3 separate regions of the Homo sapiens genome follow, and regions 2 and 3 are each linked to region 1. The links are chromatin loops, found by intact Hi-C in ENCODE. Cell type or tissue: endothelial cell of umbilical vein. All regions are shown on one strand. Each heading gives the region's core, and the rest is flanking DNA. Links, peaks and the distances in the headings are about the cores only.

Region 1 (10,299 bases), core at 2,866-7,865:
ACACACACACACACACACACTATTTTCTCACTAATATTATCTCAAGAGAAAAATTACTCCATCACTGACAAACTTCAAGGAAGAAATACAGTTTTTAAAAGAGGGGAAAATATTGACTCTTCAGATTAAGAGGGAAAAATATTGTTTTAAGAGGTTAAGAATAATCACTCCTAGGCTGAGTTGTGTAATAAACAATGATATTACAAACACCCAGACATTCAATAAATACTATTTATTGATAAGAAACATTTGTTAAGTGCCCAATTATGAAATACCTGTAAGTTTAAGGTCAAGATAAAATTATAGTATTATTTATTTTAGTGACACATGTACTTTGAAGACAATCAATGGTCATGTACAAGGTGTGGTTTTTTATATAAAAAGACAATGTTTTTGACAAACATACTAGAATTTATGCATCTAAATAAGCATGTACAAATGTATTTGTACTGCTAGGGTACTACTCATCCATTTTAGGGGAGGGGACATATCCTTACCATCCATTTTTGTCATCTGGTTCAATTTCCAAATTTTTGTCTGAAAGACTAAAGATTGGTACCAAAATCAAATACAAAGGAAGCTTTTGCCACCACTAGGAATATTCAGAAAAAATATAAAATATAATACATAAATATTGTTCTGAGGACAGCAATCTTCTAAACGATTTATAAGTACAGTCCCATAGAAACCTCCTGAGGTGACTATTTAGATCAAGGTCCAAACATTCTAATATTCTAAAATCAATTCTATCACTCCACAGTCATGTTGTGAACAAATAGTTTGCCTAAAATAGGATTACATTGTTCAAAAGCAGTAATATTTCAAAATGAATGTATGAAAAATAAAGTAACTCACTTACCACCAAGTAGTACTAACTTTTATCTTTCTTTTCTTGTTTTCTTTTCTTTTTTTTTTTTTTTGAGATGGAATCTCATTCTGTCTCCCAGGCTGGAGTGCAGTGGCACGATCTCAGCTCACCTCACTGCAACCTCCACCTCACGGGTTCAAGCGATTCTCCTGCCTTAGCCTCCCGAGTAGCTGGGATTAGAGGTGCCCACCACTACGCCTGGCTAATTTTTGTAATTTAGTAGAGATGGAGTTTTGCTATATTAGCCCAGCTGGTCTCGAACTCCTGACCTCAGGTGATCCACCTGCCTCAGCCTCCCAAAATGCTGGGATTACAGGCATGACCACTGCACCTGACTTTAATTTTGATCTTTCTAAGTGGGTCAGTCAGGGTCTTGACAGAATCAAAGGCACACATAGAAGGGATTTTTAAAGAAAATTTAATGAGAACTTATAGAAACCTGTGAAGGATTGGAGGAACCAATGAGGAATGTGAAGGCCCACTTGGCCTAGCAAAGGTGGGAAGCCACTGCCATCTCTAGGCCTGAATAGGCAGGAGGAGAAAACTGTACAAGTGGAATCCAGTGAGAGTGCCAGCTTTGGAAGAAGGGTTGGCTTTCAGGTAGAAGTCACTGGAGCACAGCAATGACACTGAAGGGAGAAAGCGGAGGGGAAGAAATACCTCAATCTCTCTCTCCCCTTATCTCTAGGTCCTTCCCTTAGCCAGAGTGGAAAACAGTCAGTGCGATCCTGATGGTTAAGCTGTGGGGAGGGTCAGCAGATATAGAACAGAGAACAGGGTACAGACATGCAGAGAAGGGATCAGAGCTGGGAGGGGGCAATAAAAAACTAGAGAGGATGCTAAGATTCTATATTTTGCCATTTTTAATTGATTGATTAATTTTTTCGTTCATTTAAAAAGTCAATCTGATAGTTTTCCTATACCAAGCACTACAGAGGGTTATAAAAGCAAATTAAATTTAGTCCTTATACTCAAAGAACTTTGAAACATAGACATTTACACATATAATTATGACACAGGGCAGAATAAGGCACAGAAATAATAGTGTAACTAGCATATTCCAGATGTCACCTTCCTTGTCATGTTATAGTAATCATACAAATCTTTATGTTCCAGAGCCACAGAGCGCTTAGTAGGAAATCCAGTCTGTTCCTCCAAATTCCCTTTCCCCAAATATAACCATGAATTCCTATTGCTATTTATACGCATTAGCCAAATGCCCATACAGTTCCCCTTTTGATTGATTCTAGATAATACTGTTTTTAGTTTCTTTTCGTGTGAAGTGGTAGGGAAGGGCCATTGCATATATAATAAGAGCTGCTGCCTGTTGCTCACCGGTCTTTGTGCTCTAGTCCCTTCTCTTCCAACCAACTCTTTGCTCTGTTGGGCACCATTGCTGTGACATTCAGGTAATAAAACACCCACCCTTATTAAATGACCCTGGACCATCAATTTCAGTGTCCTCCACATACCACTTCCTGTGCTGTTGCTGAACTTCTCTAGATTTACAGCCTTCACATAGGCCATGATTGACTTTCTGGACAGTAAAAACACCTCTTCAAACTGTTATGTGGTGCTGTTACTTCTCTTGACAAAAGAAAAGCAAATTTTTCTCCTCCTGAGCAGCTGTATTAGAAGCAGTTATCACAGTAGATAGGTCAGCCCCCCGCCCAGTGATACCAATCCCCTCTTCATACTAATGATCTTCAGATATTATTGTTCATGCAAATCCTGAGAGAATTCCCCTAACAAGGGCATCCTCTCAGATAATTTTGAATGACATCTAATCATTTTCCTTATAAATTTAGAGTTACAAAGAATACAGTCACTGTTTTTTACAAATATTATCATTTTAATATAAAATCGTTGACTTCCAGTTCTGGTCATGATGCAGTTGACTGTATTGGATTGAAAAGCATAAATAATATGCATTCACCCTGCCTTTTGCCCTCTGGGCATATTCTACTCCAAATAGTATCATTAAGGAATGGGACCCAGGCAGAAAGCAGCAGCCCCTCTAGGCTGAAGCAAAAGCGCTTTCTGAGCTCAGAAAGAGAAGAGAAAGATAATGAAAAATAAGCAATATTAAAAAAAATACTGGGTAGAAATATTCAGCTTTAAACAAACACATTAAACTACAGATTCAAGAACCCTTATTAAAGCAAATAAATGCAAATAAAACCAAACAGGAACATCCTAGTCAAACTACTAAATAAAAAAAACAAGCAAAGAAAGAGAACAGCACTTATTACCTCAGAGGATCAATAATAAAACTGAAAGCTAACTTTTCAACAAGGACTATGGAAGCCAGAACACAATACAAGAATATCTTTCAAGTGGTAAAAAACCAAAAAATAAAAAAACTGTCAATCTAGTTATTCAAAGATCAAAGAATATTAAAAATGAAGGCAAAATAAAGACATCTTTATAGAGAATTTGTTGCTAATATACCTGCACTATGATAAATATTAAATAAATAAATATTAAAGGGAGTTATTTGGGAAGAATAAAGGTTACCTCACATGAAGGCATGTAACTGCAGGAAGGAATGAGGGGTAACAAAAATGGAAAAATATGTGGGTAAATATATGTTTACATGAATTGTTTAAAAGCACTAATAAAATGACACTGATTTTTAAAAAGTTAATTAGATGTAAAATAGATAACAAAAATAATAGCTCAAAAAGCAGGAGAAATTAGGAGTTAAACTGTGAGAAAGTTCTTGTATTGTTTAGGCAGTAATAAATGTACTAATTTAAAGCAAACTCTAACATGTGAAGGGAGAATATTATAAGCCCCAGAAAAATTTCTCAGGTAATGTTAAAAGAAGCTGTAAGTATGATGCTAACAAAAGAAACAAAGTAGAATTTTTAAAATCCCTGATTAATTCAAAGGTTAAGAAAGGATTAATAAACAAAGGAGATACTAGCACAGTAGGATACAACTGGCAACATAGTAGGCTTAAATCCAAACATAATGGTAGTTACATCAAATGTAATGGAATAAAATTCCAATTTATAAACAAGGATTGTCAACAGATAAAAACAAAACACAACCATGTGCTATTATAAGAGCCACATTTGAAATACAGCACAGATAGGTTGAAAGTACAATCATTAAAAAATATATACCTTGCAAGTACTAACCAAAAGGTAGATCTCTGGCTATATTAATATCGGACAAATGTCTTTGATACAAAAATATTACTAGAGATAAAAAGGTACATTTCACAATAGTAATAAAGTACCCTGAATAGAAAGATATAACTTTTTTTCTTTTTCTTAAGACAGCATCTCATTCTGTTACCCAGGATGGAGTGCAGTGGTACAATCTCAGCTCACTACAGCCTCAATCTCTTGGGCTCAGGCAGTCCTCCTGACTCAGCTTCCCAACTAGCTGGGACTACAAGCATGTGCCACCATACCCAGCCAATTTAAATATAACATTCTTATAGGTATTATATGACAATACTTGACAGAACCAAAAGGAAGAATACACATTTCCATAATTCTATTGAAAGATTTTAACACACTTTTCTGTAACTAATAGAATAAAGAGGTAAAGATAATCATCAGAAGAATATAGAATATATAGACAAAACTATTAACAAACTTGATATGAATGCAGATCATTTTATCTAACATGTGCAGGATAAAAATTCTACTCAGGTATAAATGAAATGTTTACCAGAATCCACCATATGCTGTGTCTTAAAGTAAGTCTCAAGAAATATGAATGGCTGAGATCATACAGAGTGTATTCCCTGACCACAATGAAAATAAACTAGAAATCAATAACTGAAAGATAGCTTGTGAGAAAGCCAAAAAGCAGCCCATGACATCGAAGAACTGATCTGATGCTCATAGCTAGGCTTTAGTGTGAGAGCAGGCCTGGTGCTCACAGTTACACCATGTTCTTCTCCAGGTGGGTATAAACAATCCCACAAAACAGCAACGTTAGACAAGGTCACTCTGAGACCGTGATAGAATGAGAAAAATTAAAACCACTTCATAATTCAGTTTAAAACACTGTTGAAAACAAGATCAATGTTTATGCAAACAACAAAACACCAAACATCCTCCACTTCTGGGAAATATGAGTAATTGCTCCCTCTTGATCAGCTATAGCTGCAAGCCCTCTTTAGTGTCACCTACCTAGAGATGAGATTTAGTAAGATAGCCAATCATAAAATGGTCCCTGCTTTCTGATAATGCCTAATCTAGAGTAAACTTCTACATCCTTTAATCATCCCCAAAATTACTCAATCAAACAAAATTTCCACAATTTATAACACCTTCCCACTATGCCTCACAGTTCCTCATAGTGTAAGTTATCCCTTTGCTGTTTTGTAAAATAAAACCAACTTGTTCAGCCACAGATGTATGCCTGGTGGTCTTTGGCAATGACAGCTGAAACCCCCAAATGTGGAAATTAAGCAGTACCTTTTTTAATAACCCATGGATGAAGGAAGAAATTATAATAAATGATAAAATATAATCAAAATGACCTATCAAAATGTTTTGGGATTCAGTTAAATCTACTCACTAATGAAATGTACAATAAAAAATTCCCTCCTGTTTTTTGGCAGGTGGTAGGGAAAAGTAACCATTTAAAATATGTCTCTTGTGTTCTCCATAACAAAGGCCAGCTCTCCAGAGGAAACTACCGGAGCCTTATCTGACCTGGAGGAAGGGCAATTAGTCAACTCCCACCCCCTACAGATTTCCTGTCTAATATAAAGGAAGGAAAAATAAAAGGCTAAGAAATGCTATAGAAGTTCACAGCTGAGGGATTCATGCCCACTAAGAAAGAGATTTCATTATAAGATTATAGAATGTTTCCCTTCCCCAACACCTTACCAGCACACTAATGGGGCTTCAGTTTAGTAACAGTGGATTACAACTGAGAGAACTGCAAGACACAGAGAGACAGTTTAAGAAGGAGTTCTTAGGAAAAGCCAAAGACAACAGGGAAGAAAAAAATCTGCAAGAACACTGGAGGAAACTAAAGCCTCTAGCACCCACGGCTACAACACTTATTAAAAATAGCTCAGCTCCTAGCTAGATTAGCATAAACCACACACCTTACCTAATTACCTTAGTTCTTATTTCCCAATATATCATGTCCAGTACTCATTAAAAAATTAAAAGGCAATATAAAAGGCAAGAGAGAACATAGCCTGAGGAAGCATAACAGGAATCAGAAAGTCTCAAGTATGAAAAAGATTTTCGAATTATCATATAAAGGATTTTAAATAACTAATATTAATATGTTAAGGGACTTAGTAGAACAGTAGATGACATGCAAGAATCTACTGGGTGATGTAAGCAGAGAGAAGATCTAAGAAAGGATCTAAAGGAAATGCTGGAAATAAAAAACACGGTAACTGAATGAAGCATACCATTGATGGGCTCATCAGTAGACTGACACAGTCAAAGAAAGATGCAGTGAGCTTCAAGGTATGCCAATAGAACTTCCCAAACTGAAATGCAAAAAGAAAAAGGAATGGAAAAAGAAATAAAATAGGCCGGGCATGGTGGCTTGTGCCTGTAATCCCAGCACTTTGGGAGGCTGAGGAGGACAGATCACAAGGTCAGGAGATTGAGACCATCCTGGCCAACATGGTGAAACCTTGTCTCTACTAAAAATACAAAAAATAGCTGGGCATGGTGGCATTTTGCCTGTAATCCCAGCTACTCGGGATGCTGAGGCAGGAGAATTGCTTGAACTCAGGAAGCGGAGGTTGCAGTCAGCCGAGAGCGTGCCACTGCAGTCCAGCCTGGTGACAGAGCAAGACTCCATCTCAAATAAATAAATAAATAAATAAATAAATAAAATACCTAAGGACTGTGGAATAATTATAAAAGTTGTAAAATACGTGTAATGGGAATACTGTGTAGAAAAGAAAAAGGAAAAATAGAAGTCATATTTGAATTAATAATGGCTGATAATTTTTCAAATTAATGGCAGACACTGAACCACAAATCTAGGGAGCTTAGAGAACACACAGCAGGATAAATACAAAAATTTCTATATCTAGGCATACCATATTCAAACTGTAGAAAACTAAGGACAAAAAAAAACACAAAATCTTGCAGAAAGCCAGAAGGGGAAAAAGAAGTCAAAACTATAGAAGAAAAAGGATAAGAAATACATTGCACTTGTCACCAGAAACTATGGAAGCAAGAATAAAGTGAAGTGAAATATTTAGTGTTGAAATAATAAAACACCAACCTAGAATTCTGTGTCTAACAAATGTAAGGAAGAAATAAATATCTTCTCAAACAAACAAGAACTGTTTGAGTTGTTGCCAGTTGATATGTTTTGCAATAAATGTTATAAGAAGTTCTTCAGAGAGAAAGAAAATGATATAGGTCAGAAATACGGATGTACACAAAGAAAGAAAAGGCATCAGAGAAGAAATAAATGAAAGTAAAATATAATATTTAATTTTTATTTTTAATTAAACTGATGGATAACTATGTGTTCATTGTAATAATAGTAGTAATGTACCAGGAAATTATATAGATAAGTGACAGGAATGACAGCAATCACATAAGGGATGGGAGGGAGGAATTGAGAGTACATACTTGGTCATAAGGCCCCTGCACTACCCATGAAGGAGCGTAGTGTTATTGGAAAGTGAGCACATATTAATTGTAGGTTTATGTTGAAAACTATAGAGCAATCACTGAAAAAATTAAAAATGAAGTATAATTGATATACTAAGATAAGTGAGAGAATCGCATCATAAGACTATCAACTAAAATCAGAGAATGTATAAACAAAGAACAAGTGTAGGGAACAGAAAACAGTTAAAACGTGATCAAGATTACACTAACCATATCAATAATCACTTTAAATATGCACAGTATAAATACAATTTAATTTAAAGACAGAATTTAAAGACAGAGATTGCCAAAGAGGATCAAGAAACAAGACCCAGCTACAGGTGATCAACAAAAACACACTGAACATAAAGACACATGTAGGTTTAAAGTAAAAGGATGAAGAAAGATATGCCACATTAACACTAATCAAAAGAAAGTTAGAGGAGCTATATTAATCTCTAGTAGGGTGGACTTTGGAATGAAGAAAATTATTGGGGATAAATAGGAGCATTATATAATGATAAAAGTGTTAATTCTCCAAAAAGACCCAATAATCTTTAATGTTTATGCACGTAAAAATAGAGCATCAAAATAAATGTGGCAAAATAATATAACTGCAAAGAGAAAGAGAAAAATGAACTCCTCTAGTTGAAGAATTGAACACTAATCTATCACTAATTGATTGATCCAGCAGGCAGAAAATCAGTGAGGACACAGTTGAACTAAACAGCATCATTAATAAACTAGATTTAACTAACATTTATGTAGAATGCTGCATCCAATCACAAGAAAATGCATGTTCTTTTCAAGCTCACATGATACATTCACCAAGAGAGATGACATTCTGGGCCATAAAAACATTCTTTTAAGTTTCAACAAACTTAAAGGAATAGAAACTATACAAAGTATTCTGTCAGACCACAATGAAAATAAAGTAGAAATCAATAATAGAAAGATAGCTAGAAACTCCAAAAATATTAGAGATTAAACACACTTTCAGATAACACGTGGATAAAATTAGAAGTATCAAAATAAATGAAAAATATGTTGAACTATATGAAAATAAAGCATTTCATACAATTTATCAGTATTTGTGGAATTCAGCAAGATCAGTACTTACAGGGAGATTTATAGCGTTGAACGTATATAGAAAAGATAAAAAGATCTAAAATCAACTACTTAAGCTCTCACCATAGAAAACTGAAGAAAGAATAGCAATGTAGGCCTAAAACAAACAGAAAAAAAGAAATAATAATAATTAGATCAGAAATAAGTAAAATATACATAAAAAAGGGAAAATCAACAAAATAAGAAGCTGGTTCATTAACCAGGCTAACCAAGAAGAAAGACATAAATTAATAATATTAGAAATGATAGAGGAACATCACTACTTCTCTTATGGACATTAAAAAGAGTAATAAAAGAATATTTTGAACAATTCTATGCTTACAAATTTGGTAACCAAGATGAAGTGGGCCAAATCCTTGAAAGATACATAATACCAAATAGATAACCTCCATGAGTCTGTATCTATTAAAGAAACTGAATCAATAATTAATAATCTTTGTAAAAAGAAAGCACAGAAACTGAATCAATAATTAATAATCTTTGTAAAAAGAAAGCACAGGCTTAGATGGCTTCATAGTTGAATTTTATTAAACATTTAGTGAAGAAATGTTGTCAATTCTCTACAATTTCTTTCAGAAATTAGAAGTAGAGAAAACACTTCTTTACTCACTTTATAAGGCCAATATTTCACTAATACCAAAACAGATAAAGACATTCATTATAAGAAAGGAAAACTACAGACCAATATCTCTTATGAACATAGATGTTACGAAAACCTCCTCAACAAATATTATCAAATCAGATTCAATAACATATAAAAAGGATTATATGCCACAACCAAGTGAAATTTATTCAGGTATGCAAGATTGATTCAACATTCAAAAATACATTAATATAATCAATCACAAAAATACATTAATATAATCAATCACATCAACAGGATAAAGGAGAAAAACCAAATGATCATATGACAAAGACAAATTATACAATCAGAAGTCAATAGATTCAGAAAAAGCATTTGCAAAAATGCAACATTCATTCATGATAAAAACTCTCAGCAAATTGGGAATAGGGTAGAACTACTTCAACTTGATTTAAAAAAAAAAAAAAAAAACCTTCCAAAAGTCCACAGCTACATCACATTAAATGATGAGAAAATAGATGCATTTCTTCTATGACGGGGCACAAAGCAAGGATAGCCCCTCTTACCACTTTTATTCAATCTTGTAACAGAAGATCCAGCTGAGGAAATAAGACAAGAAAAGGAATAAAACGTATAAAGATTGAGAAAGAAGACATATACGGTCTGTTGTTTCCAGAGGTCATAATTGTAAAAAATAAAAAAGAATTACCACCACCAACAAAAACTCCTCCAACTAATGAGTGATCATACCAGGTTGCAGAATGCATGATTAATATATAAAAATCCATTACTTTCAGGTATACTAGCAATAAAATTTGGGGAATTAAAAATATATCACTTACACTGGCACCAAAAAATAATATACCTAGGTCTAAATCTGATAAAACATGTACATAATTTATAAGACAAAAATTTGAAAACTCTGATGAAAGAAATTTAAAAGATCTAAAGAAATGGAGAGATTTCATGTTCATGGATTAAATATGAATTCTCCAATGTGTTCATATTGTACATACTATTAAGATATCAATTCTTCCAAATTTTATCTATAGATTCAACACAATCTAAGTAAGTTACTTTGTGGATACAGACAAACTAATTCTAAATTT
Region 2 (10,299 bases), core at 2,949-7,948, 80 kb before region 1:
TTAATAATACTTTAATTCTATTTATCTCTTGAGATGAATGTACTTACATCTGACATTTGAGAATTTCAGTCTGTTTGAGGAAATTTATTTTGAATTGGCAAGGAGAAATACATTCATCCTATATTGATTCCCTTGTCAGGTTAGTTTCTGAATTAAGGTTACCTCTTACTGTTCTAATTAGTAATCCTAGAAGTGATTCTTTATGATCATTGTTATTAATATTTTTGGTGAAAATTTTAGTAAATTTCCCCCTTTATGAAATTCATTAGATAAACAGAAGGTAGAACTTTGTCTTTTCATTTTTGAAAATTATTGACTTAAGAATCTATTTTTTCTTTCAGAATAAGTTTCAAGGGACTACTATCGCAAATGTGTGAGGCTTATTAAAATATCTTTTTACCTGTAGATTTTACAGATGATGTCACACTCTAAAGTGAGTTCTAAAGGTGATCCATATCTTTATAAGAGAGTCAGTCCTAAAACTGAATATATCTCAGAGGAATTCTACTCTGCCTTTTGTAGCTGGGGTATATTTTAGAGGAACCCTAATTTCCTATCCTGTTCCTCTAAGAATGTGGGGATTTCTGAAAAGGCCTTGATATTTTGGTAGATAAATTACTGAACATTCTCTCAAAATCCAGCTTTCAGGCCACCACTTATTTACAAACATTCAATTTTTAAAATTTCTAATGAGTCTATAACTGTCTAGAATAACGGTATGATTGAGAACTAATTTCAAGATTCAGTTGATCTAGATGCAAATTACTTTTTTCTCACAAGCTAGGTCTTCACACAGAGCTTCATAATGGTCAACTTTCAGTACAAAACTAAGGAGCGGATCATCATTCTGTAAAAATTGTGCATGTGGGAGATGAACACTTTATATTAGGAGAGAATTATTGAGTAGGGAAGTGGGATTATCGAACTTCAGGGGAGACTGCTACAGAGGACTTCGCAAACTTAACGACATGGACCCATAGACAAGAACGCTATGTAAGTCAGTTCGCTGCATGATCTTAACTGCAAGAGCCAGGTATTTTTATGTACCCAAATGTCAAGAAGAGTATAGGCCCACAAAATAGTTGTTTTTCCCAGAAATTATGAGTCATTTTCCTATCCTGAACTCACCATTTTAAATTCAAATAGGCATATTTATTACACAGTATTTTGGAAGACATATCTACACTTTCCATTCTTGTTCTCTTTCCCTTTTTTACTCAGAGAGAATAATTGCAGTGAGTACCAGATGGAGTTTAAAATATTGATTCTAAAATATTGTTGCCTCAAGTGTACATATAAGGGATGTATTTAATAATATTTCTAATATACAATTTAGGAGATTTAAATAATACATTTTGTGCGGTTGAGGCAGTTAATTTTTCAGTGCTGACTTCCAGAGTTCACATTCAACAGCTCATGCATAACATAATGTAAGGTGTATTTAAATACCCGAAAGTAATTTCATCAGGCAATGAACCACGGTGTCTTTTCCGTGTGTTCTTACTCAGAACACATTCACCAGTTCACTTGGCATCCATCACTTTTATTTTGTATCCGATACTCATTGTCTGAAGTAATAATGAATAAGTGATCCAAAGAATAAAGTATTGCTTTGAACTGCTGACACAGTGCAGAGTGCTGTATTATGCAGGATTGTGCTAGTAGCCAAAATACCCGTTTAGCTCAGAGCTCTTTGCAGAAAGCATGCCATTGCCCCCATATTTGTGTATAATAAATATTCTATAGTGAGTGATTAAAAATGGAAAGTTGTCTGCTTTGTTCAGTAGAACAGGAAATGGTATATTACATATTTAATTTTAATCCTATCACTCCATAGACACACTTTTTCATGAAACATATTTGAAAATCTGCTTTTTATTTCTACAATGTAAAATGTTAAATTGAAATAGTAGACAACGTGAGACAAAAAATGAGAGAACACTTTAATATTTTTATCAGAATTGTTTGGGATGCAAACTTACATACAATTAAAATTTTCCAGGAAAAACAAAATGTATCCTACTAAAATGCCACTGATTAATCAATAAAGAATGGAGTCTGCTGGCTAACATGGTGAAACCCCTTCTCTACCAAAAATACAAAAAATCAGCCGGGTGTGGTGGCGGACGCCTGTAGTCCCAGCTACTCGGGAGGATGAGGCAGGAGAATGGCGTGACCTCGAGAGGCGGAGCTTGCAGTAAGCCGAGATCCTGCCACTGCACTCCAGCCTGGGCGACAGAGCGAAACTCCTTCTCAAAAAAAAAAAAAAAAAGAATGGAGTCCAAGAAGCAGCTTCTATTTTGCCATATGACAGAATCAAATAAATAAGCAAATTTCAAGATATGTAATTAATTTCATACACACTCATATTCAATGCAGTAACACAAACCAGGCAAGGTCTGCCTATAATATGAGGCCATTCACACGAACGTTGCGGCAGGGTGGACATAGTTTACTATAAAAAGAGAAAAAGGCATTTCTTTTTCATTGCCACATAGACACAAAAATATGAGTGCATTTTGAAATGCTGGAAATACAAATATATATATACATATATGTGTGTGTGTGTATATATATATATATATATATATATATATATATATATATGTTTATACATGATGTCCTAGAGCCTTAATTAAATGGAATCTTCAGGGAGGTGGTGGTGTGTTTTTCTTAATCAAAATTTTAAGTCGTCAAATTGTTAGTGAGAATTGCATTGACCTTTCTGTTAGCAAGGAGCCAAGGACCATGACTTAGCATCCTCTTTCCCCTCACATAGTAAGACACAACATATTGGTTTCTTTGCTGCCTTATTGCATACAACTATATCTGTATCTTTGATGATTTTAGAATTTGAATTTCTTTGGAATAATAACTGTGTCCAGTAGCCTAGATCTAAGTTTCTCTTTTTAAACTACCCTGCAGACCACGGAAGTGAAAGCAAGATGAGGAAACAGGCCAAACTACAACTGTTGCTGTTGAGTGAGATAGAATGAAAAGGGATATTCAATGTTGTAAAACTGTCTGAGTAGCTAAAAAATATTGCTCTCTGTACTTAACATTGTGGGAGATTACATAAAGTGAATGCTAACCTGATAGTACTATGCTTGCTTTTACAAAATACCAGTATTATAATTTACCTTTCCTACACTAAAAAATGAATGTGTCCACTATTCCAATATGGTTTATTGAAGGTTCCTTTTAGTTGAATTATAGACAATTGATGCATTTCTATAATTATACTTATTAAAAAGTTCATAAACATAAATATATTAAAAAGTTAATAAACATTAATGGTACTAAGCACCCATTGCTGTTTTGAAATTCACTGAGTATCTTGTAGAAAATATATTATATTACTAATTGTAATAATAGCTATTTAGATATCAACCACACAAGCTTATTTCTTTACCTGTGACATCAGTTACAAACATAGCTGGATATTTTGCTACATAACATAAAATGAATATATTTCATTAATCTTTATTTTGACAATGTTAGAATGTTTGAAGGCATGTTTCTCTGAAATTCATTTACTTTTTCAGAACTTAAGACCTGCTATCTTGGTTCCTCTATCATGAAGAAAATTCTTCTGACCTTTATATTAGGAGAGGATGATGCTATGACTTTCTCATCACACGAGGATGCTTGTTTCTCCATTAGTGTGAATGGTTTCACATTGATCATTTTCATTCTCTGATTTGTCTCCCTTGTGATTGAAGGCACCATTTCTGAATCTTTGACCAGAGTAAAAGGAGCAGTTTAGATAGATGAGTACTGCCATGTTCTCTGGTGGAAAGCGATCAGACTCCAGCATTATCTGGTTATTTGGGTAGATTACTTAACCTGTTGGCCCTCAGTTTTCTCCTCTGCCTGTCTACTTTTTGCGTTTTGCATAAAGACAGAGTTTCACCACATTGGCCAGGCTGGTCTCAAACTCCTGAGCTCAAGCTATGCACTAGCCTCAGCTTCCCAAAGTGCTGGGATTATGGGCATGAGCCTTCACTCCCAGCCTTTTCATTTAGAATTTTAAAAAGTGTATGTGTATGTGGGCCATGTTTTTGTCTTTCCTTTTTCCCAATTTTACTAAGAAAATCTTTGTATATAGAAATAGATAAAAGAATAGTAGAATGCTCAGTTTTATACTACTAACTTAGGTTATAAACTTAACATTTTTCCATATTCTTTTTATTTTTTATGACCCAGTTGAAAGTAATTCGCAGATATCTTACTACTCTTAAATATTTTGGCATGAATCTCCTAAGAATGATGATATTCTCTGACATAACCATAATACCTCTATCACAAATAAAACAACAATATTTACCTGATAGCTTCTCTTATCTAAGTCATATTCAAATGTCCCCATTTGTCTCAAAATTGGATTTTATAGTTTCTTTTTCCACCCTCATCTATGATTCAATCATATTTCTTGCATTACATATAACTATTATTCAAGACAACCTGTAGTGTCATAAATTATTTGGGTTTTCATATTATGGTAGTTTTTCTATTTAGGACCACTTGATTGTGAAAATATATGGCAAAAATAAATCTTTGAGTGAATAAACATACCTAGTACACGGTAGTTGTTTAACATTTCCTTGCTGAATACATGAATTTAGTTATGTTTTTAAGTGACAGTGCATTTTACTAAGCACAATTCTAACTAAATATATTGGAAAAACAATACATTTCCATGTGAGAGGCAATTTTAAGTTCAGTCCATAGACTCTAATTATAGCTCATGATTTTGATCATTGATTTTGCACCTTATATGGAGCTGAGCACTGAGTATTAGCTCATTTTTCACAACAAAATCATGGTGTATTATTTTTCAGAGTAAGAGGCTAGCCAAATTAAGTATTTAAAGATTTCAAAGTTATTAAGAGAAACAATCTATAGATAAACTGGAGGGCTTATCACATATACTACACTGCTTTGCATGACAAAGCTGGGTGGGTGCTCGAGGAGAGCTTATTTACTCCCTTGCAATGCTTCCTCAGCCTCACCTAGCAGCCAGGTTCATTTCTGTCTGCATGCTCGACCTTCCCAGCTGAAGCACTGTCTAGCATTCTGCTTACTTATTGCTCTGGCCTTAAGGGAACTTAGATCTCTGTGAGGAAGCCCTTTGAAATCCAAAGAATTAGTGTACAGTTTTTCTGTTCAGACAGAACTTTCAGCAAGGTCATGTCTGTTTCCTGAATGAACAGGATTAGGATGGAAAACTGGAGCCTTTCCCAGCTCAAAGGGAGCCAAGTTTCACTGTGTCATTTCATTATTCTCTTTGAAGTAAATTCCCAGAAAAATCAGATGCATCCATATTAAGCTTAAATAGAAAACACATCTCAAAGCCAAATGGACATGATTCAGGGAGTTTGCCACCATTTTGGATTGCCTATGCTTTTGTTCCCTTCTGTTAGTGAGAATAATCACATTTTTTCTGTAACTTCATAGAATGCGGATTAATCCAGTGCAGCCATATTCCTGCAATGTATCCTGAATTATTCAGAGGATAGATCAGGGAAAGGAAGAGATCAACTTTACTAAACATCTGATCCTATTACAGCGTCAGAGTTTAGTTTGGTTTGTTCTTTCAACCTGGCAGTGGAGATTATCTTTTATTTTTGTGATTTCATTTCCCATGAAGTGATATTTCTATTGAGTCTGTAAATCAGTGGTCTGTTCACATAAAATAGATATGTCCACCCTCTTAGAGAGAAAATCCTTCCTAAAAATCTGAATAGACAGATTTAAAAAATAGCCCCCAGAAAAATATCTGGCTCGCAGTTGGTCTCCTTTGTGGGATTAACTTCAAATCTGCTAACACATTAAAAAAAAAAAAAAAAAAACTAAATTATATGTCAACAAAAAGTCAAAATTAATCATGAAAAGGTTCAATACTATGTGTGAGAGAGAAAGACTTGTTATAGATTTAAAAACACTGTGTATGAGATCTGTATTTCTAGATGCCTTATAAACTAAACCTGTGGAAAAGAGATCATACCAGGTTTGCACACAAAGTAATGAAATGTGGAATCAGTCCCACAACTTTCTAGCCACCCAATATGTAAGTGTCCTAAATGCCTCTCATTCTGGGCACTCAATAAATACTAAACAGGGGCAGCAATTTCGTTTCCTGTCTAGTCAGGGTGTCATTATTTCTGTAAAGTCTCTGAGCTAGTGAGCACATAGAAAAACACAATCCACCACAACCTGAAATATGCCTTTGCCCTCCCACCTTCTCCTTTTCATGTGGCTTAAATTGCTGTGTGACCTACTGGAAACCTAAGAATATTAGCTCTCAGTTACCACTTCTTCAACCTTAACCTTTCCTCTCCCAAATGCCAAGAAGATATAGCAAGTCTAATCAGCATATTTTATTTTGCCCTTTTCAATAAGCTGTTTAGTGATGTTGATTTACTGTTGGAAGAAGTCTAAAAAAAACCTTCACTATCTTTTGCTCATGTCTCTGTTCCTTAGGGAAAATGGCATTTTATGTCACTGCTTGTCAGGGCGTTTTCAGTGTTGCTTTCTCCATTTTGGAGGTCCTTTGGGAGAGTTCACTTGGACCTTTCTCATGTCCTTCATTTATTAAAATACAAAGTAAGTGAGAGTAACTAACACCCAAATACTTATTATTACTCTTGGTTATGAACCTTCTTTCATGCTACCGAATAACCATCTCTGTCACTATACAGCAGGACATGGTCCTATGCCCAAAACATTCACTTGGCTTCCAGGATGCCACACTCATTTTCCTACTACCTCACTGGCTGTTCTTTTTCAGCCTCCTCAACTGGCTCCTACTCCTCTGTCCTCCAAACATCAGTATTAGGGTAGTTTAGGATTCCATTCTCCACCTTCTCTTCTCTGTGGATGTTCACTGCCTGGGAGAGCTTCTCCATTTCTTTGGCATTAGATATCTAAACACTGATGATTCTCAAGTTTTTATGTCCAGTTTACAGCTCCAAGCTGCAGATTATTATACCCAACTCCACATTTAACATCTTGACTCTGATATCTGTGTGGTTTTACAAACTTATCATGATACGAGAATTCCATATGTTCTCCAAATGTGCTCTTCCTCCAGACTCCCCATTTTAATAAAATGTGCTACTATTCAATCAGTTGGCCAGGCCAAAATCATATGGGGCATCCTTGATTTCTCTATTTCCTTCATTTTCCATACACAAGTCTTGCCAGTTCTACTTCCAAAATATATCCTGAAGTTGTCCTCCTCTACACTGATATGACTCTCACCCACACTACCATTTTTATTTTCTATTGACTACTGAGATAACTCCAGGATGGTTTCCAGCTTCCAATTTTTCTCCTCTATAGTCTATACTTTGCACAACAGAGTGACTTTTTTTAAATGTACATGTGGTAATGTAACTTCCCTGTTCAAAACTGCAGTATCTTCTCATTATGAGTTAAGTAAAATATGCCCTCCTTACTGTAACCTACAAAGCCCTGCACCCTTCCGTGCCCTGATCTCCCACCATTTGCCCTTGCTCTTCAATGCAGCCACCCTGGCCTACCTGCTTTTCTTAAAACACACCAGTGCAGTCTCGGCCTCATGGCCTGTCACTCATTGCTTTCTTTGCCTGGAATACTCTTTCCTCTTATCTCCGTACGGATCCTCTTTCACATCTTTCAGAGGATTTTCCCCATCCCTTTCTCCCTCCAAAACAGCTTTTCCTGCCTTATCTCCAGTGCTGCTTCACTCTTTTTCAAGGCACTTATTACTACCTGAAAATACTTATTTTTTAAGTTATCCATTGCCTGCCTCCCCCACCAGAATGGAACCTCAGTGAGAAGGCTGACTTTGTTTTGCTTAGACTAAGGTCCGATGCTTTCAGCACCTAGGACATAAAATAGCCGCTTAATAGTATTTGTTGAATAAATGGATGACTGGTTAGGAGTCCTTAGTAAATAGGATAATTTAATATATTATGTGTCTTGTTTGTTACCCTTCATGAATCTCTTTGTTTTGCTTTATTTTGTTTTTATGTCAATGGTCTGCTAACTTTAAAAAGGATAGATCTATATTCTTACACAGAAACCCTTCCTAAAAGTCTGGCTAGATGGGATTAAAACAACAAAAAAAAAAACTGTTACTGAAAAACTGGATTTATATTGTCACTTATTCACTTTTAAGGGTTTTTTTGGTCCAAATCTTCAAGAGATTATGGCAATGAGCTTCAAACTTTAATGTTTATAACAATTGCCTGGGGGAGCTGGCTAGTAAAGCCAGGATTGGGTTCTAAATCCTGATTTGTTAATAAGCCCCTAGGTGACTTTGATGCAGCTGCTCCTTCAACTCCTCTGAAAAATACTGGGCTATGGGGTTTTGTAATTTCTTTCATAACTTTGAGAAAAATAGATACATGCCTGCCTGATTTACCACTAATGGAAAATCAGATTTAGGTGCTTAGGTGCCTGATGCTAAGTTCCTGAAGACCACAGCTCAGTCATGTGAGATAATCTGTCAACCATGGAGAAGGTAGGGATGAGTTTAAATTGAAAGTGGAATCTTCCTAACACATTCTATTGTTGGAACCAAGTGGAAAGCATAGGCAAGAAAGCAGAGACAGAGTCCAGCAGGCCAGAAGCCCAGGAAGACAATAAGAGGGGGACGAATGAGGCTTAGAATGAAAGTAGAGATTTCCCTAAATGGAATTGGAATTCTTCGCAAACTGCCTGTTTGAAAGTTTACGGACAGGTTAAACTTGCCTGGCTGGTCACAGAGGGAACACACAGAGTTTTTCACCTCCTAGAGGTGTATGAAAAATGTACCATAACAGTATACAGCAAAGCTTTCTATGATGGTTAACTCATAGAAACTTTCTGTGTGTGCTCCACACAACTTTCAATTACCAGGTCACGTAGTGTGATTATTGGCCTAAGAGTTTTAGCCTGTAAGACAAAGTCCTTAATATTTGCAGCAGGTGCACATATTGTGATATGGGAGGCAAGCTTGGGGTAAAGGAAGGCATAGAGAAAGAAAATTCTTTGAGTTTGACATATATTCTACAATTTCAATTCTTGAAAGCATGCCATTTAATGTTATTAATTCTACTTATCATCATGTTTCAATCCCATAAATGTAGATAGAACAATTTAATTGCTTCCTATTTTTGCTTTCATATTATAAAGATTCCCTGCAATTGGTTTTTGGTCCTTTAAAGTATAATAGTAATTTTAATCAAACAGTTATTACTGACATTCATTGAAAGCCTATAGATGAAAAAACTGAGGTTCTGAGAGCTTGAGTAATTTTCCCCAAGTTCATATAATCATGAAGTATCAGAACTGAGATTCAGATCTGGGTCTGATGAAAACCTGTGCCCTGGATGAGCTTCCTGACCTCAGTGCTAGTAGTCCTGCCTTGCTTCTCCTCTCTAACATCTGCCTGGTATGCCCTGTACACCACAAGCAAGGGGTGCCTTCCAGAAGTCTCATCTAGTCTCCAAACTATTGAATTCTCGGAGTGAGCAGGGGCATTCATGGCCAGAGATAGTGAGATTGTGCTTCTTGGTCCTGAAGGTGAATATTCTGGCCTGGCTGGTGAAAGGGGCATCAGGCTGAGGCCCTCCCATCTAGCCCATCTGTGTTTGGCCCAGTCTGCCTGCCTGGGTATCTGATTACTTCTTTCTTTTTTATTCCACTCTAAAAATTGAGCCTTAACCAGAACTCTGGGCAGGGAACCTTGGCTATCTGAGACTGTTGTGTAGTTCTTTACAATAATTTTCCTTGGTGACAGTCACTGATTCCAATGTCATACCAAATGATTCTACACTGACTTCTCTCATCCATACCTTGAACACCTACTGTTTGCCGATAATTAGTCCTGTTAGACACCCTGGCACCACCCCTGCCCTGCCCTGCCCTGCCCTGTCAGGGTACGTACATCAATCACCCATTATGCCTAGGATTCCCTACATTCACATACTGTGATTTTGCACTGGGGACCCATGCCTTTCAAGCTGACTCATGTGCAAGAAGAGGTCAAGGATGGAGTCTTTGTTATGATTTGTAGTTAACTTACCCTAGTAAATAGGCCAGTCTGTTTTCAACGACTCAGGTCAACAAGGATAGGGATCTGGAACTCGGAAGTATTTTACAATCAGGTTAAAGATGAGTTTAGATTTCTGGAGGGATACACTTCAAATAGTGTTTATGCTCCCTGGATATCACACTCAGGAAACTGAATTAGGAAGAAACCTGCTTCCTTCCACTGCCTGGCTAAACAGATGGGACACAAAAAAAAATCCTGATATAGAACCATTCCTG
Region 3 (10,299 bases), core at 1,718-6,717, 160 kb after region 1:
CAATTAAGCCATGTGTGATTCCTGGCCCATGGAAACTGAGAGATAATATATCTATGTTGTTTTAAGTCTTTAAGTTGGTGGTAATTTGCTATGCAAGATAGAAACTAGTACATTTAATTGGTTTTGCACAACTCAGCCTCACACTCATTTGAGCCTATCTGACAACCTAATACATAATTCCCAAAATGTTCTGTCAAAATCATACTGATAACTTTGAAACAGCATACTTCCTATGTGCCTCATTAGATATTACAGGGAATAGAAGATGAAGTGAACGTACTGATATATATTTAGCTTACAGTCATAAAGTGAAGAAGTATCCAAAAACAGCAACAAAAGAAAATTGATTCTATGGTACATGTTAAAGTCATCTAGAATGCCAGAAAAGGAAAGGATTCGAGGATTTTACAGAGCAGAACACCAACTCCAATTTCCAAGTAGACGGATAACACCACTTTGAAAAGTCTCCATCCTCAATACCAACAATAAGGAGAAAAAGATATATAATATGTGGTCTTTAAAAATTTATAAGATTATAAGATCAGTATAATACCTAACCATACTGAGCTATTATAAATACACAGAAATGAGATAATATGTGAAAATCCCTAGCATAGTAACTGACATAGTATGTAGAATCAAAATAAGCTGAATGAAATGAAGCTCTAATTTATATTTATAATGTTACAACCCTCTGCAAGTACCAGAAGGCTACCCAAACAGCCTCTCCAATATCTAGGCCTTGGAGACTAATGAATCCCAAAGAGAATTACATAATGTAATGGTATCTTGATAGCTGTCTCATGTCTTTCATCCCAAAAAGCTGATCATAGATACTCTCCAAGCCCTCTATGGCTCCATACAACTTGCAGTAATACACAAAATTGAATACCCTCATAGTGAATGGCAGCTCCTCAGCAAGCTCACATTTTCTCCTTTCTGTTGAAGGAAATGTGGCCCTGCTGAGGAGCAGCAATTCAACATGAAGAGGTTTCTCATGATTCCAGCCAGCATTTGGAAGTACAGGGGGCAAGCATGATTGATCCAGAGCAATTCTAGATTATTAAGGGGAATGGGCCCTCAAGAGCCACTATCTTTTTTCTCCACTCATTTGAAAAGCCGAGTAGACTTGTGTTGCAGAGTACTTCCAAAAGAGAAGCCCTTCCTGCAAGAGATATTAATTTGTGATCAATAAAGCTAAAAGGGCCTCTTATAGAATGTCTAAGTGGGTCTCAATAGGTAAATCTATGCGCCACTTTCATTTCCTGTCAGTAAATAGTGTAGTAAAGCCAAAACGTTCAGTACACGTGCTACACGCTATGCAAAGAAAATGTTCCATTTCTCATCCTTTTTTCTTTACTTGGCAAATGGCCTCTTTAAAGTCTCAATTTAAATGCCTCCAATGTCTAAGAAATCTTTTCTGACTCCTCAAGGCAATAATTACCTTATTTACATTCATACAATACCCTGCTTATATCTCATCTTGTATTTCACTTATCACTAAATGTTTATCCTAATATTATAAAGTCCTTTGTGATAGAGACAACATGAGTGATATAGATTTTATATTTATGTCCTAACCTAGGACGTGAATCATTATAGAAATTCAACATATGTTTGGCCAACAAACAAAATAATCTATACAAAATATATGCAAATAGAGGAAGAATTCCCCAAATGTCAGAGATTCAGTCGGCATCACAGAAGTAGTAAACCTCAAAGATAATTAGTTTGCTTTCAAAACTTAGCATTGACCAGCAATCCTCTACCCCAACCACCAGTTGTCATAGAAAAAACCTAGCACATTTCATAATAAAATAGTTCTTTTGAGGCATGTTTATTATATAATGGAATCTCTACAAATATGATGGTTTAGAATTGTGTTCTCATAAAATAAAATAGGACAAGAAATAAAGAACTGCAGTATTTCAACAACCCAAGTTAATGGCCCAGACTCCTTTTATTACTACACATACAGAGAATCATCACTCTGTGAGTGCTGTGGAAAGAGAACCTCAGGAGATCTGATGCCAAAACAGGTCAGGTGGCCAATGTTTCAGCTTCAATGTAGAGAGGGTCTAATAATACAAGTTATTTAGCACTCAGTGTGTCCAAAAGCTCTTTACAACACTAAATAATCCATCATCTCCAAACTCCCTGCGAGATCGGTAAGAATTATCATTCAGTCTTTACAGATGGAATATTTGAAATGTAAAATAGCATATACAAGGCCAGACAGGAACTCAGCACCATGATTAAATAAAAACTCTGAGTTCCCAACATCCAAGCCTTGGCAAAGGAATTTGTCACATTGCCTTTTTATATATAGAGCACGGAAACCCAGGGGGGATGCATAAGAAAGAACTCTGAATTTTAAAGCAATATGGAAATATTTAATTCAGGCTGAAGTTAATAGGTAATCAGCTCAATTCCTCCCCCTCTTGCCTGTGAGTAGCTAGCTGTCAGACTGGCAATTTAGGTGACTTGGAAAAACCTACACAAGCTGAATACTGACAGAGGTGGGAACGAGAAAAATTAAGGGACAACGAAGACTTACATGCTGTCATCTATGCCTTCAGGGAACTTAAAAAAGAAGTATTAGCCCTAGCAATGCATTCACCTATTTGGGTTATTCTCTACACAGAATAGAGTTTCATGACCCATGGCAGAATTTTATAACCGATTTAAGGAAGTTGTTCATCCCAAGAGGTCTTCTTTGCTTTGGGCTCCTTGATTCACATTTCTTGTAGCATGTGCTTACATCATCCTGGCTCGATTTAATAACCAATCAATGAAAAACTAGGCATGTCCCACAGATCAGCACTAGCAAGGATTTGCATCTTGCCTGCTTCACAGAAGTCAAAGTTCAGTTTATAAATTCATCATATAGGAATCTGAGTCCTGACAGCCAAGACAGAGTATAACCCCAGGAAGTAATTTATCTCCCCATCCCCACAGAGATGCTGTAGCTTCAATAACTGATAACAGAGCTGTGGGATAAGCAAGGCATTGGTCATAAATGGAATGTTCTAGTCTGGTGTTCCTCATTTAGGTGCTTTTTGACCTTTGGTGGCTTCTGACATCATGAAATGAGATACAGTCGCTACCTGCTAAGGGACAGAGTGAAGAGGGATGAGAGGAAGTCTCAGTGATTCTCTGCTCAGGTGATTTGCAATACCAGAAGCCAGAAACTGAACTTTCCCAGGAATCTCTCTCTCACCTGCCTGTTTGCTTGATACACCATTACAGCTGCTCCATTACAGTTGCTCAAGAAGAAATGGCTGAAATGGAGCTGTTGCCTCTAGCTGACCAGAATTGGAATGCTCATGTGACCATCTGACCTTTTCTGACAGATAAGACACAGTAATAAAAATAAGAATATGCTTCTCATGTCTGAGTGCGATATAATTTGCATAGCATTTTCAGACACATTTCTGAAGGAGATCCTCCCTGTAGCCCTGGGTGGGAATTGGAATTCGGATGAGGTTTTTCTTTTCCATTTATTTATTTTATTTTATTTTTAGATGACAGAACTTAAGCCCATTGTGCTTCTGCGATTTTCCCAGATTAACACAGGTATTAAGTGGTTGAGTCATTTCCAAGCATTTTTGCACAATTAGCTATTTGTCCTGTCCCTGTCTCCCTGTCCCCAAACCAAAGCAACTTATGTTTATTCAAATGAGGTAGAGATCTAGATGACCTTCCAGGACCCTTCCAATGACACGTATCAGTCACCATATTAATAGCAATATATCTCTCAGAACTAGCCCAAGGATTTAGTAGATTTCCAGATTACTTTGGAAGGAGCAATAATTATAGTCTTTTAGTTGGAACCAGAGAATCACACTCCAAGAAGATTATAAATGGTCATAACTTATATATTTATTTCACTCTGTTGTGCCAAGAGCTAGCAGCTTACAATCCAATAGGGAAGATAGATATTAAATGAAGAAGTACACAATGCCTTAATTCCTACAGTGCTATTTAAAGGATGACAATACTCCCCTGGATACCAGCTAATATATGTCAAACTTCTTATCAATAAACAAATCACAGATTGTTAAGAGAAAATCATGGCAGAAAATAAAGCCAGTTTTGTAGATCATGATTTTCTCTATTGTGGAGTTGATAGAAAAAAAAAAGAGAGTCTGTAAACTACAGAAAAAAAAATATAGCTGAAAAAGTAACCCTGTGGTCTTCTTGCTAGTCACCACTTAAGGAAGTAGAGATTTTTCCAGACCCTTCTGTCACTCTGGGCAGGTGACTGACTTATAACTCAGGTGTGCATTTGCCTGCTTAAATCTGCCTCAGTTCCAAACAGCTTGCCATGCTCTATATATAGAGATGACTTCACCCTCTGTTGGAATGCAGCAGCTGTTCAGCAGTGCACACTGATATGCTTCAGAGACTTAGGCCATATCTAATTGAGCACTTCAATACTGCAGAGATAGGCGCCTTGGAAATATTTAGATAAAATACCTTTGGCCAGATGGAAGCCGGCCAGGATACCAGCATAAAATCTTCATCTCACAGGACTGCTAGTGAGCCTTGGCGGGGGGCTCCATGGAGGGAGGTGGCATCAGGAGAGATGCCAGTCTGTCCTATCCACCCCCTGCACTGTAAACATGACACAAAGAATAGTAGGAAATAGGAGAAATCAGAATTTTGTTGCTTCCTCCTTCTCCCCTTGGCAGACCAAACACAGCCTACCCTCTGTGAAAACAATCTGAATGTTAATGGTGCCTCCATGTCAGGAAGCTTCCCAGTTGTAATATTCCCCCACAGGACTGTCCCTTCCCCTAGAGGCCAGATTGCCAGCCCTGGAAATTGGTTGGCAGGTATAGAATCAATGGTACTTTTTAAACATTTATTTGCCTAGGATTCATTGCTAATCTTGCTAGGAGAAGCAACCAGCTATCACAGTTGGCTGGGAACTGGCCAGAAAGCACTTCTGGCTTTGCTACCCATGGTCCACATGACTCCAGCAAGCCTGTGTTGTGCTGGATCTCACTTTTCCCATCTGTAAACTTTAGAGATTGGCAGATTTAACTTCAATTTCTCTTCCAGCTCTAAAAGAACCTGTGTGTGTCTTTCACGACACAACTCCCTCTCCCATTCTTTTTTCTTAGAAGAAAAAGAAAAAAAAAGAAAAAACATTAGCAGATGATAATGAAAACATCTTGCATTTGCATGTAATCTATTGTTTAGATAAATATATCCACCTTTAAGCCAAAGTAAGTGCTATTATTTTCATTTAGAAGAATCAACAGAAACACAGAGAAAATGAGTGGTTTGCCCAAATCAAGCAATTAGAAAGTACATTTGAACTGGGTCTCTGTCTTATCAATGATGAAGGGATCATTTACACAGTAATGCAATTGCCTATCTGGATGTGTCATTTATATGGACTCAGAAAAAATATCGAGGTTAGGAATAATAAGTATCTAGCTTTGGGTCTTATCTATGCTTGGATTTAGGGGTTTGGAAATAAAACACACAGTCTGGCCCTCCAGGTTCACAGTGCAGTAGGGGCACTGGCCTAGTTAACCAATGCTTGCCTGCCATACAATGTGGTAAAACACTGAATAGGACATCAAATTTATACTTGGAGCTTTAGAGGGCTGAAGTCAGGGGAGGCTTTGCAGAAATGTGTATGTGCTACCCAGGCAGAAAAGGATAGTGGAGCAGGGGGCAGACAGTGAAGAAAGTGCTAGGGAGGTTCTACAAACAAATAGTGTGTGAGTGACTGGAGTTTAGAATGCTTGTCATAAATACTGGGCCTTTCACATAGCAAGATACACAACAATCGAATATTTGAACATCCAGGTGGAAAAGTTTATTGGCAGCTGGATATGAGAGTCTGACGCTCAGGGTTGAGGATGAGGTGTAAATACAAAAGCCATTGAGCCTCAATTTTTTATTGCATTTTTCTCTCTCCATTTCGAATATTTTAGTTTCTCTGAAGTGACTGAAAACACAGCAGTGCAAATGACAACCATTTCTAGACAGAGTCACTAGGGTGTCTGCAGTTTGAAGAAAGAAAGCTTTGTGAAATGTTGTATCTTTGAGCTAGGAGTTTGTCTATCTGCAATTATTGCTTTAAGGACATAAGTATAAGTTAGACAATTATGATCTAGAGGAAGGAGGATAGGGAAGAGAGTAAGAAACAAGGGAAACAAAGTTAAGGTGGAGCAAAGCCCACCTAGTGAGTGCTCAATAAGTTTTACAGAAATGCAGAAGTGAATGTAATCGTTTGTTCCTAATAAGTAGTGCCCAACAAGTTTCACAGAAGCTCAGAAGAGACTCAGGGGTCAGGTGTTGCTGTTCCATTGTTTTTAAATGAAGTGTTTGCTCAAGGTACTTCTAGAAATTTATTTTTAAGGCTTAACACTATCAGAAAACATTTCAAAAAGTGGTAAAAATTACAATTACTTTTTTAAATATAAGAAAAAACCTTTCAAAGTAGAGAAAATATTACGGTTGACCATTCCACTGCTCTAAACCAAAAATGAAGTTATAAAGCTTCTCAGTAACCTGTGTTTCACATCCCACACATCACCCAGTAAACTATTTTCTGAAGAAACAGGAGAATATTACAGAATAAAAAACCTTAGAAATGTGAAATAACTATGTGTGAATGTTGAGGGACACTCAGAAGAGCAAAACCCAGTGGATGTTAAAGAAAACATAATGGGTTTAATTATATTTAAAAGGCCTATTCTATTGCTATATACACTAGAGGAGCGTGAATATTTATTCTCTCCACTAGATATTACCATAATTTTAGGTAAGACAAAAATAACTCAGATATGGATTTTTCTATTATTGGAAATATATTGTGTTGGCATATCCTCACGTATTATCTTTAAATCCTCACCAAACACTGTGTAGTGGATATTATCAGTTCCATTTTAAAGTCCAGGAAAAACTCAGAAAGGTGAATTGTTTTATCAAAGTCCTAGCATATGTTAGAGTCCAGATTTGATTCCAGGCCACTGACTCAATATCCACCTGGTTACTGCCTACTTGTGTACAACCTGCAAGCCTATGAATTATGAATTCTTTTTCTATACAGTTAAAGAATTCAAAAGAGGAATAAATTTTGCAACATATTGAAATTATATAAAATTCAAATTTCGGTGTTCATAAATAAAGTTTTTTAGAACACAGCTACTCTCATTTTTTATATATTGTCAATACCTGCTTTTGCACAAGGGCAGAGTTGAGTAGTTGTGACAGATAACAAACAATACACAAAAGAAACAATGTAAATAACCATTTCAAGGCTCAACCAAATGTAAGGCTCAATAAATGCAACATTGTTAGTCTTTTATTTTTCAAGAAAATACTTGGACTATCATGATAATGACAAAAAAGAGATTCCACACCCAAAACTTAGTCATATGTTGTTATAGGAGGTAAGTACCTCCCAAAAGACCCATAGACAAAAATATAGCTTTTTTTTTTTTTTTTTTTGAGACGGAGTCTCGCTCTGTCACCCAAGCTGGAGTGCAGTGGGTGATCTCTGCTCACTGCAACCTCCACTCCCAGGTTCAAGCGATTGTCCTGCCTCAGCCTCCTGAGTAGCTGCGATTACAGGCACCCACCACCACGCCCGGCTAATTTTTGTACTTTTAGTAGAGATGGGGTTTCATTATGTTGGTCAGGCTGGTCTCGAACCCCTGATCTCGTGATCTGCCTGCCTTGGCTTCCCAAAGTGCTGGGATTACAGGTGTGAGCCACCACGCCCTGCCAAAAATACAGCATTTCTTATATTAAGAGAGTAGACTAGACTGATTCACTATAGCTATATTTTATGACATTATACCAATCAAACATTCAGAGTCTTAATTTCTCCAAGAAAAAAACTGTGATGCCTGGTCCAAACTTGAATAAGCACACGGAAACATAAAGACTCAGATTAGTTGCAAACATTAAAATCTTAGAACTCTTTTTATTTACTGCTATATATATATAAAATATATTAGTTTTACAAACATTTATAATTTTATGCTCAAGTATTGCTTTAGGCAAGGTGCCAGTTTATGGAATGCCTGCTGTCCCATGCTAAGGAGTTTGGTTTTATCTGATGGTGATGGGGAGCTACTGAAGACTTTCAAATATAAGATCAATATGTGGGTTATCATAAATAAAGTGTCAGGTGATGAACAGTAGTCCAAGAAGACTACCAGTGTATAGACAGAAGGAGAATAAAATGACACCAAAGAAAGGGGATTAGGAAGTTCAAGATAAATGATTTAATTGCCGTGGCAAGTGCAACGAAAAGTCCTATAAATCAAGGATTTAAAAATATCCATGGATTGGTCATTTAGAAGGTTATCGGTGACTCAGCAAGGCAAGGTTCAGAGGAGTGGTAAGGCCAAACATTAGACTGAAATAAACTGAAGAGTGAATTAGAAGAAATTATAGACTGTTCTTGTCAGAGATTTGGAGGAACAGAGCAGAGAGATCGAACAGTTGCTTAATCAAGACGCAAACACAGTATTTGTTTGTTTGTTTGTTTCTTTTCCCTTTTTGGGGTAAGAAATGTTCAAACATGTTTATTGGCTGAGGAGAATGAACGGGTGGGGAGGTGAGGGTGGATTGGCTGAGGAGAATGAACAGGGGTGGGGAGGTGAGAGTGGGGGAAAATGAAAGATATTAGTTGAAGAAGCAGAATATCTAATGGAGCAAATCTTGGCAGGAGTGAGAGGAGATGTGGCCTCAGACATGGTCAGGGTTTGGATTTAAACAAAAAGTGAGGCATCCTTTCTTCTGGTACTGAGAGGAAGGCAATGAATTTGATGGCAGATATAAACTAGCTTGTGGAGTTACATGTAAGAAAGATTTGGAGGATATTATAGCTATGACCTTGGTTTTCTAGATGAAAGAGGCAAGGTAATTAGCTAAGCATGAAAAGGTAGGGGTTGAATATGGATTTTAATAGACCAGTGATTTTTTATAAAGTGTAGATACCCCAAATGTAGAGACAGGTATTTCCTTTCTTTATTTTCCTATCACTGTCATTTAAGCATGATAGAAGCACTTCTAGAATCTGCATATAAATATTTGTTCCCACTCTATCTGATACTTCATGATGGCTTTCTTTTGTTTTGCATTTTTCTTGTATTATTTCCAACATTCTACTGGTTATATATTGTTGTTCCCCAGATTAGATAACTTTGAAGAAATATTTTGTGCCCCTAATTCATCTACCAACCTCAATCATTGTTTAATTCTCCCTGGACTTTCTGTTTTGGATTATCTTCATTTTACAAGTACTTTTCTGTGGTTAGAGATTTCTTTTTTTCTGTTTTATGTGAGATTTGTTTTAAGGACTTTGTTTTTAAGATCTTATCATGGAAGAAAAAAGATTTTCATTTTTAACGTTATACTGGCCTCTAGAGTAGAAAATGTTGAATATCACCAACAAAGGAAAACAGCATGATAACTGGCATGGAAAAGATTTGTTTTTAAAACTCCATTCATTCTCATTAGGGGAGTACTCATTTAGAGGAGCATTCTTTTACTTGAATACATAATTAAAATAAATAATTGTATTTTCATATACGGCATCACGGGAAAAAATGTGAAGAGACTATATAGTCTTAGCCACAGTATAATATTTTTGGAACAAGATGGGCTGAGAAGGCATAACATTCTATTTCACATTTACATCATGATCTTTCTCTAAAGGAAGTCAAGGTCTTAAATAAAACACAGAAGAAAAATTGTCCAATTTTTTTTTAGACATATCAAGAAAGGTAGAAAGGTGGGGAGTTATGAAGGTCAAAAGGCATCAAGATTGAATAAGAAAGAGAGTCAGGGAGTGACAAATTAGATAGGAGAACATTTTTTTGCCACCATTCCTCCCTATTCCACAGCTTATTAGTAAACAATTAAAGATCCAGAAGGCTGTCTATAATTTGCAACTTGAATTTCCTGAATTCCAGTTCAGCATCTTCATTGCATAATATAGCTTCTCCTACTAGGAAGATAAGTGATAGAAGAACCACCAAGTTTCTCACTGACCATGAGTGGTGGTCCTAATCACAAGGAAAAGGGACACCAGACATGGAACTTGAGCTTCATGGTGCTCTGTGAAAACATCACTTTAAGGTACTAGCACCAGTCACAAGCTTTCTGAATTCAGCTGCCAGATAAAGACCCCTTTCCTAGAAAGCCACCAGGTCATAAAGAGATTATAGAAGTGTCTGATAGAGTACTTCTATACCAGATGCCTCTGGAATAGAGCAGAAAATTCCAAGTATATTTAGCTGACAGGGTCAGAACATGTCA

The links. A loop is a pair of places that touch in the nucleus more often than their neighbours do. Peaks named below come from ENCODE experiments on the same cell type or tissue, not always from the same donor. Only the 100,000 strongest peaks of a DNase experiment are listed, where the experiment ranks them.
Region 2: a loop joins it to region 1, with 4 times the contacts of the local background. A loop is called at or near these places in 3 of 110 quality-filtered maps.
Region 3: a loop joins it to region 1, with 6 times the contacts of the local background. A loop is called at or near these places in 3 of 110 quality-filtered maps.

What each region holds. Positions count from the first base shown.
Region 1 is chr3:178,154,327-178,164,625 of GRCh38, forward strand. It overlaps LOC105374235 (a long non-coding RNA gene), which reads right to left. Exons shown (of 11, transcript NR_188692.1): 11 at 9,372-9,789. Among named protein-coding and RNA genes, the nearest start is that of LINC01014, 260 kb to the right of the region's middle. In endothelial cell of umbilical vein, for the core only: no CTCF peak of the experiment used is centred there; a DNase peak (open chromatin) is centred at 5,605; H3K27ac peaks cover 1,233 bases.
Region 2 is chr3:178,073,951-178,084,249 of GRCh38, forward strand. No RefSeq gene overlaps it. Among named protein-coding and RNA genes, the nearest start is that of LINC02015, 260 kb to the left of the region's middle. In endothelial cell of umbilical vein, for the core only: no CTCF peak of the experiment used is centred there; DNase peaks (open chromatin) are centred at 2,961, 5,231 and 6,151; H3K27ac peaks cover 1,278 bases.
Region 3 is chr3:178,316,203-178,326,501 of GRCh38, forward strand. The region is part of intron 2 of LOC105374235 (a long non-coding RNA gene); the gene reads right to left. Among named protein-coding and RNA genes, the nearest start is that of LINC01014, 98 kb to the right of the region's middle. RefSeq lists a silencer at 3,765-3,965. In endothelial cell of umbilical vein, for the core only: no CTCF peak of the experiment used is centred there; a DNase peak (open chromatin) is centred at 4,369; H3K27ac peaks cover 509 bases.